Regions from separate parts of the Mus musculus genome. Here region 1 is linked to region 2. The links are chromatin contacts, found by Hi-C or POLR2A ChIA-PET in ENCODE. All regions are on one chromosome and are shown on one strand. The core of a region is the stretch at or near the end of the contact, and the rest is flanking DNA. Distances in the headings are between cores, read along the strand shown. Region 1 holds the start of Fbxo31 (F-box protein 31). Region 2 holds the start of Zcchc14 (zinc finger, CCHC domain containing 14).

What was found. Hi-C counts contacts between places; a loop is a spot of excess contacts on that map. ChIA-PET counts read pairs that join two places held with the same protein, here RNA polymerase II (POLR2A).
Region 1: a loop to region 2 is called in a map of mouse trophoblast stem cell, with 2.2 times the contacts of the local background. The contact joins the promoter of Fbxo31 here to the promoter of Zcchc14 in region 2. A Hi-C loop is called at or near these places in 1 of 37 maps with a recorded cell type or tissue (mouse trophoblast stem cell). POLR2A ChIA-PET finds 5 or more read pairs at or near these places in 3 of 5 experiments (Patski and embryonic stem cell).

What each region holds. Positions count from the first base shown.
Region 1 is chr8:121,576,999-121,581,064 of GRCm38, reverse strand. Fbxo31 (F-box protein 31) reads left to right here and starts at 2,259. Exons shown (of 9, transcript NM_133765.4): 1 at 2,259-2,607. The coding sequence starts at 2,310. n-TMcat17 (a tRNA gene) reads left to right here and starts at 1,764; the gene lies at 1,764-1,836.
Region 2 is chr8:121,650,155-121,654,408 of GRCm38, reverse strand. Zcchc14 (zinc finger, CCHC domain containing 14) reads left to right here and starts at 2,476. Exons shown (of 13, transcript NM_080855.2): 1 at 2,476-2,684. The coding sequence starts at 2,508.

The DNA.
Region 1 (4,066 bases), core at 1,010-3,509, 73 kb after region 2:
GGCTACACTGAAACCCTGTCTTGAAAAACAAACACACAAAAACCAAGCCAACCAACCAAACAGAAAGAATAGTGTTCAATGTCTGGGAAAACGAAGGGGAATGGTTGCTGGGATAGAGCCTGGACAAGCTGGAGGCTCACACAGTGTTTGCTTTTCAGTCTTTTCAACTTAGCTAAGCCTATACTTTAATGTTAACCTTCTCTCCTCCATGGGGCTAGGATTACTGGAGCTTGCCGTCACATCACGGAGGCTGGCTTTGTTTTTGATTTGCAATAGACCAAGATGTAAACAGAGCAAGTGTCACGCTTTGGAATGGAAGCACGCCCAGCGCTGTAGTGCCCAGCCTCCTCTGCCAGCTGCAAAGGTTGCTGATGCAACCACCAGTACCTTCTGTTCCCTCTCGGCCTCAGGTTCCTCATTCTTCAGCATGACACCTTGTTTGTTTTTATTTTACAGGCTCGCTTGGAGAGTAAACCCCCCTCCCCCAACCTGCTGCTTGCCACATCCAACTGGTGTTTATAATAAGCCATAACCTTTGCTCTGGCATAGTCCCCGGAGGGACAACATGGGACGCTTCTTAGAAGGAGTGGTTTTGAAGCTGGGGAGAAGGGTGTGAGGTCCCCACAGATTGGGAACTGTGTTCTTCAGGGCACACTCCCGCTCCCTCCCGTCCCCAATCCAGTGAGGTGATGGACCAAATGGAGGTGAGACAGAAGCCAGGGCTAGAATGTGAGAAATGTGACCTGGGCAGTCAGAGAGGCCAGGAGGTCAGGGAATAGCTTACAGTGAATGAGCAATGCGGAACTCGCCAGCATTTTGTTTACAGCATCTACACACACACACACACACACACACACACACACACCCCTCTCACAGTTGTTCAGTGAAGGCTGATTGACAGCCCATGAATGATAGACCAGAAGGGTTCATCTTGGAGCAGACAGTCTAGGGTCTCAGCCACATGCCCACAAAGAGCTTACCCTCCCCCGTGGGCATTAACACACGGGGACAAGAGGCAGCGTGTGCTCAGCTACACTTTTACACGATGTTAATATTATCAGGTAATTTAAGTCTTTTTTGTTTTGTTTTGTTTTGTTTTTTACATGAAATCTTGCCGCATAGCTCAGGTTGTCCTGAAAAGTCCCCACCCTCCTGACTCATCTCCCTAAGGTCTAGGATTACAGGCCACCAAGTGGAGCCTTTGCTTAATGCTATTGTTAATCAATCAACGAATGCATTAGGTAATATCTGTTTGCTTGTTGGGATAATTTACTGAGCGGACTGCTAGGAGGCACAGGGTCTCACGTAGCCCAGGCTGGCCGTAAAGTCACTAAGTAGCCAAGAGTGACCTTGTAATTCTGATCCTCCTGCCTTGATCCCCTAGCCCCAAGTTGGGATGAGAGACCGCCACGCAAACGGTTAATTTTAATAATAAAAAATAGGCGATATTGTTATATAGGGTCATTAAGGGCAGAGCTGCGGAGGATACCCCAGACTACTCTTTTCCTGAGAGGGAAGTTTCTAGACGCCTTGTGCTGCGCGGGGCAATGTGAGCTGGAGAGCAGGTTTGGGGACACCAGGAACTCCCACCTCACTGAGCACCAGACCTTTCCTTTTGCAACCAAGGTAATCTTGGCAAGTTAGTTTAGATGTAGTGTTGCTAGGCGACGGTAGCTTTGGTTTATGGTTTCCCTTGCCAGATTTTGTTCATGGCGAGGCCACCACCTGTGCAAAGGCCCTGGCAGCGAGCTTGCTGCTAAGGAGCCTCGTTAGCGCAGTAGGTAGCGCGTCAGTCTCATAATCTGAAGGTCGTGAGTTCGATCCTCACACGGGGCATCCTGCATTGTTTTCTTGCTTAAGGTAAAACCCCTTCGTTCTACCCTGTAAACGGGGTCAGAGGTGGGACTTGTGGGAGGGGTGTGGTCATGCTAGGAGCGGGGCTTTCCGGAGCTGAACCCGGCGACCCTCTTTTAGTGAGCAGCTGGGCGTCCTAAGTTTCTAGCCAAACGTTTTGGGGGCGGAGCCTGGAAATAGGGTGTGGCTCCATACAAGGGCGTGGACCTAACACGTAGGGCGGGGCCTACTGCTCAAGGGGCGGGGCGAAGCGTCTGGGTGGGGCTTGGAAGGGTGGGAGCGTCTAGGGGCGGGGCGAGTCTTCATGGGGGCGTGTGAGGGGTTGGGGTCGGAGGGCGTGGTCACGCTTGGGGTGGAGCTTGAGGAGCCTGCAAGCGGGACTACGGCTGCCTGGCCGCCTGCGCAGAGCGCTGTGCGTGCGCGTCCGCGTGCGCGCCTCCGCGGTGGTGACGGGCATGGCGGTGTGTGCTCGGCTCTGCGGCGTGGGCCCCGCGCGTGGGTGCCGCCGCCGCCAGCAGCGCCGCGGCCCGGCCGAGACTGCGGCGGCGGACAGTGAGGCGGACACGGACCCCGAGGAGGAGCGCATCGAGGCGGGGCCGGCGCGTTGCTCTCTGCTGGAGCTCCCGCCTGAGCTGCTCGTGGAGATCTTCGCGTCGCTGCCCGGCACCGACCTGCCCAGCCTGGCTCAGGTCTGCAGCAGGTTCCGCCGAATCTTGCACACGGACACCATCTGGAGACGGCGCTGCCGCGAGGGTGAGCGGGTGCATCCCCTAGTACGGACACTTGGCCGAGGCAGGAGCATGGTGTGGAGTTCCAAACCAGGCCTGCTGCAGAGTGAGAAAACCAGACAGCTAGCAGGCCAGGGCTGCAGAGTGAGATCCTGTTTTTAAAAATGTCAGACCCCGTCCCCCTAAACCAAACCTACAGCCCACCCTCCCGGTGCAGGAATAATGAGGACGCAAAGCGGCCACAGTCCCATTTGAAGGCCTTACGTCCGTGTACATACATCACGGTACTCAGCCTGAATGGCTTGTTGGTGTGTGTGTGTGTGTGTGTGTGTGTGTCCTGGAGGCTTGCTGTTCCGTGAAGGGAACATCAGGGATTCCACTGCCTGCATGTCACACAGGCTAGTGCTCTGACTGTGTGTGGGCTTCAGCCTTTTCTGTCTTCTGGCCACAGCACGCCGGAGACTGCTTTGTGCATTTTGTAGAAATGCAGGGGATTTACATCTATCTTGTGAAAACCTCTGGGGTGGTTCATCTTCGTGAGCCTGCACTTCTCCAAGTGGGATTGTGGGATGGCAGGCTGTGTGAGGAAGCGGTTTCCCCAGGTCCTCCCTGCTGCAGGGTTCTTGTGTAATTTCACGGTTGACATCAGGGTTCTGGCTTGTCTCCCCTTACCTTCGCACTGTGGGAAGTTGGGGTAATCTTACCCCACGTCTGAGTGGGATTGTGACTTGGGTAGGGGCTTTTATAATAAGTATGCAAAGCCTTCAGTCCTGAACATGACTGGTATGTCTGTTGGCCCAATGTAACGTCCTGTTTGTCTTTTGTCTTGTTTTCTTGTATAAGATCCTCAGTAGTAACCTTTAGTCGCACAGGATGGGTGATGTTTGTTTTCAGCTTCTGTCTGAGCACTGTTCTTTCTTTTTTACAAATTACTCTGTTACTCTGTTTATTGTTATTGTGTGTGTGTGTGAGAGAGAGAGAGAGAGAGAGAGAGAGAGAGAGAGGGGCATGCATGTCTTTGGAGGTTAGAGGACATCTGTTTCTTCTCTGGCAGTGGTCCTCAACCTTCCTATTGCCACAACCCTTTAATACACCTCATGCTGTGGTGACCCCCAGCCATACAGTTATTTTGTCGCTACTTCATAACTGTAATTTTGCTGCTGTTAAGAACTGTAATGTAAACGTCTGTGTTTGCCAGTGGTCTTAGGTGAACCGCTAATGGGTCCTCAGGTTCTCACCGCACAGGTTGAGGACCTCTCCTCTCTGGGTTCAGGGCATGGAGCTCAGGTTGTTGGTCTGTGCAGCAAGGCTTTCTTTGACTGGTGTTCACCTGATGGTTAGCGTGTGCACCTTTGACACCCGGGCACACTCCAGAGTGCTCTCCATTGGTCTGCTGGGCCTGTGCTGATTTTGGGGGAACTCTAGGGGGCCTGGGTAGGTCATTGCTAAGACCAGGATCACAGACTTCTGTGAAACTAGAGATT
Region 2 (4,254 bases), core at 1,227-3,726:
GCCCCTGCTTTCCAGCTAGAATGAGCCTTGGGTAGCACCCAGGACCTCCAGTACCACCTGCCAGGCTGGGCTCTAGGCTGCCTTTATAGATGAGGATACTGAGGCCCAGAGGGGTCGAGTCAATGGCCCAGGTCACACAGCCAGCCAGAGTCTGGGCAAGGTACCCAGGTGTCTGTGGGTTCTGGGGCACTCCCGCAGGAAGTAGGGGTGTGCTGTGTTTCAGGTCAGTCTTCCTTGCTTCCTGGCTCTTAGATTTAGGAATGGATGTCTTCCCCCAAACTGCAGAGAATTAGGATTCATTCAGTAGCCTGCCCTGGGAAAAGGGGGTAGGGGTGCCTAATGGACTATCTCCTCCAAACCTCCCAGTACACTGGGGTAGCCAGAGAAATGCGCTCAAGAAGGTGGGCAGGGCCAAGGGAACAGTTTCCCAGCTCTTGGCAGGCACCGTCCGCTCAAGGTGGGAGCTCCAAGGCCGGGAATGTTCTGCCGCCGAGAGAGTTTTCAGCACCTTGGACCAGACTGGAAGGATCTATTTACTAGTTCCAAAGGCCTGGCTGCAGGCTCTGCAGGGGAGCTCAGCTTAGTCCAGGTCTCAACACTCGATGCCCAGGGACATCGGCCTATACCCCCAGGATGTCAGAAGACTCCATCTAGGAATGGGAGCGGGGCGTCTTGTCCCAGGCCTCAGTTTCTCCGTCTGCCCAAGGCGGGCCCTGTATCCGAAGCACTGGAAGGGGATAGGAGGCCCGCCTGTCCTTCCCCCAATTGCATCCCGGTGCCAAGCAAAAGCCAGGGTGGTGGCAGTCCTTTAGCCCTGCCTCTGCCCGCGGGTTTGCATTTTCTCGGTTCCAGGGCCCGAGATGCCCGCTGACAGAACGAGCTGACAGACCTGGCAAGTAGATCTTGGGGTGGGGGAGGGAAGAAGGCTTGCTCCTCCCATCATCCTCGCCCTAGGCGGTCCCGCCACCTCAAAAACGCAGGTGCTCGCCCACTGTGAGCTCTCAGCAGCCCCCCGGGAGGGTATTATTACCCGCATCTTCCCCGGGAGGCGCAAGGGGCTCGGAGAGAAATCACGATTCGCCCAAGGTCACACAGCTCGGGTGGGCAGATCAGAGGGAAGTCCGGAGCCGGTGGTGCTTCTGGGCCCATCGCCGCCTCCTTGCCGTCACGTTCATGAATAAAGCACCGAGGCCCAACGCCCGGCTTTGCCCAAAAAACAAGGCTCCGGGCTAATCTGAGGGAACAAAAGCGCCTAAAATTCCATCCCGAGTTTTCCACCACGCCGATTCCCACCGACCAATCCCCTAGCGCCGGTCCGCAGGGGGCGGGCACAGGCGGACCCGACGTGATCGACAGTCCATCTCTGAGGCGGCGCCTAGACTTCGACCAATCCTACGGAGCTGCCGAAACGAGCCGTCGCGCAGGACAGGCGGCCTGGCCAATTGGCGTGGGGGGGCGGGCTCGGACAGCCCGGGCTGTCGCGAGAGGCGGCCACCCCGCCCACTCCGCTGGCCGCGGCTGCCCGTGCTCGCGAGCGCGCTCTGCTCAGCTCCGACGGCCCGGGCCGCGATCCGTCCGCGGGTCCCGCTGGATCCCTCCGCCGCGCCAGGCCCGTCCGGGCGCCGCGCCCAGCCTCGCAGCGGGTAACGGCCGGCCTGGGCGCAAGCACAGGAGGCGGCATGGCCGGGGCGGCTCCGTCGGGGGGCGGCCCGCACTGACAGACCCTGCGGCGCGCGGGGAGATGGGGGCGGCCGCCTCCCGGGCGACGACGACGACGACGAGGAGCGGCCGCCGCCGCTGCCGCGCACCGGCCGCCGCTGGGGACGGGCGCGGGCAGGGCGCCTCCCCGTGAGCGGCGGCCCCGAGGCCGCTCGCCGTCCCCGGCCGCCCGGGCCGCGGCCCCGGCTCCGGCCGCCGCGGGGCCCCTGGCGGGCGGCTCCCCCGGCCCGCGCGCGCCCGGCCCGCGCCCCGTTCGCGCGCGCGCGGCCTCGCCCGGCGCCCGGCCGCGGCCCTGCGCGCCCCCCGGCCGCCCGCGCGCTGCTCCCGGGCCCGGCGGCGGCGGCGGCGGCGGCGGCGGGCGCGGCGCGGGCGGCAGCATGGTGGAGAAGCGTTGCCCGTTGCAGAGGGACGGCGTGTACCGCTGGTTCTCTGAACTGCCGTCGCCGCAGCGTGTGGAGTTCCTGTGCGGCCTGCTGGACCTGTGCATCCCGCTCGAGTTGCGCTTCCTCGGCTCGTGCCTGGAGGACTTGGCACGCAAGGACTACCATTCGCTGCGCGACTCGGAGATCAAGGCCAACAACCCGGCCGACCTGGGCAGCCTCACCAACCTGACGGACGAGGTGGTGCGCAGCAAGCTGCTGGTGTCGCTGGCCCTGCTGGGCTCGGAGCAGCGCGAGGCGGCGGGCGTCTTGTACCGCACGCTCACGCACACCGACTCCATCATCCACAACTACGGGCTGCAGCTCAACGAGGGTCGCACGGGCGATGAGTTCCTCCTGCTCTTCACCATGGCCTCTAACCACCCGGCCTTCAGCTTCCACCAGAAGCAGGTGCTGCGCCAGGAGCTCACACAGATCCAGAGCAGCCTGAACAGCGGCGGTGGCGGCGGCGGCGGCGGTGGTGGCGGTGGCAAGAGCGCGCCCGGGCCCAGCGGCGCGCTGCCCACCTGCTCGGCTTGCCACAAGGTGAGCGCAAGCGCGCGCGGTGGGGCAGCGCGGCTGGGGTCCTTTACCGGCCAGCCTGGAGATGACCTACTAAGGGACCCGGAGGCCTGCGTCAGCGCGCGGCCCCCTTTGTGTGTTCGGTGTCACGGCCCAGGCTGGGGACACGAGAAGGCCTTTGTCCTGTCAATCCCGGTTCTTAGGTGACATAACACTCAACGATATGTCCACTTGCACCGACCTGGAACCTGGGCGCAGGTGGGCCCTGCCACCTGCCTGTCTGGGTCAGGTGTCCCCGGGCGTGCATGGCAGGGGTACGATGTACAGGAACCCGTGTCTGCGTGTGCGATCGTGGGGGTTGTGCACGCTGCTAAGCGTGTCTGTCTGGAGAGCCTGGCTCTTGACAGGGGCTTTGCAGCCTCAGCGGGTCTGCGGGTATGCTGTCAGTGGTGATCCACCATCGGGGAGAACCCAAGCTCACTGAGGTGGGATCTGGTCTTAGGATGATAATGTCAGCTTGCTGGGCAGGAAGGGCAGCTTGACTGTCCACTCAGAAATGCCAGCTGTGGCCCGAATGTTTGAGGACTGGTAAAGCACGTGGTTCTCGTGGAAGCTGAAGGCTGGGTGGTTGGGGGCCATGGTGACTAGCAGATGGAGTTCATTTCTTTAGTATCCATCCCTCTCAGCTGCAGCCCGGAGTTGTGGATGATGGAGTCGGTGTGCATTTGGGCCTTTGGAGGCCGGCAGCAGCCCTGGAGCCAAGAACCCAGGTTTCTTGTGAGAGAAAGGCTCACCAGTGCCAAGGGCCATTGAGGTCCCACACCATGTCCTTGGTAGTCAGAGGCCACATCCGGGCCTCCTGCCCAGCTGCTCCACAGTCTGAGCCTTTTGAAGTTTAAACTCTTAACTCAGCTTCCCCTGTCCAAGGTGAACAAGGTGAGGTCGTCGGGGCTTCCGTCGGTTTTTCTTTCAGCTCTCTTTGAACCTTGAGTTGTGGCTTCTTTTTAATGTCTTCCTCTAAGAAGTGGTTGTGGTTCCTGAATGGGTTTCTGTGGCGTCTTATCTTTTCACTGACGTTTGCCTCTGAGACTTCGGTTAGCTTTTTGGGTTTTTCTTCTTCTTTTTTCTTACATACATACACTTTGCCACCTCACTTCCCTCTTGCATGCGAGGCAACTGTCAACAAGAAAGGCAGGGCCCAAGGAAAGTTAAGTTCTTCAGGCCAGCCAGCTGTCACCTCTCTGTGGTCTCCTCAGCTGCGGTTAGTTTCATCCACGAGCAGGAGCTTGCTGTCTCCCAACCTGGGCTGCCAGACCCCTGTGTGAGTGAAGCTCAGACGCATCAGGTCCGGGTTGCTCTGTAGGAGATGGGGACTGGTTTTTAACAGGGCAGTGAATTCAGAGTAGAAGTGTCTAGAACAAATGTCTTGGGTCCTCTCCCACCCACACAGTACTAGGGATGGAGCCTGGAGCTTGTGCATGCCAGGCAGGTGCTTGGCCACTGAGCCCCACCCCACTGCAGCCAGCCCTCACAATGCCTGTATAAGATGGCCTTTGTCTCAGGCAAAAGTCCACGGCGAGATGGAGTTAATCTA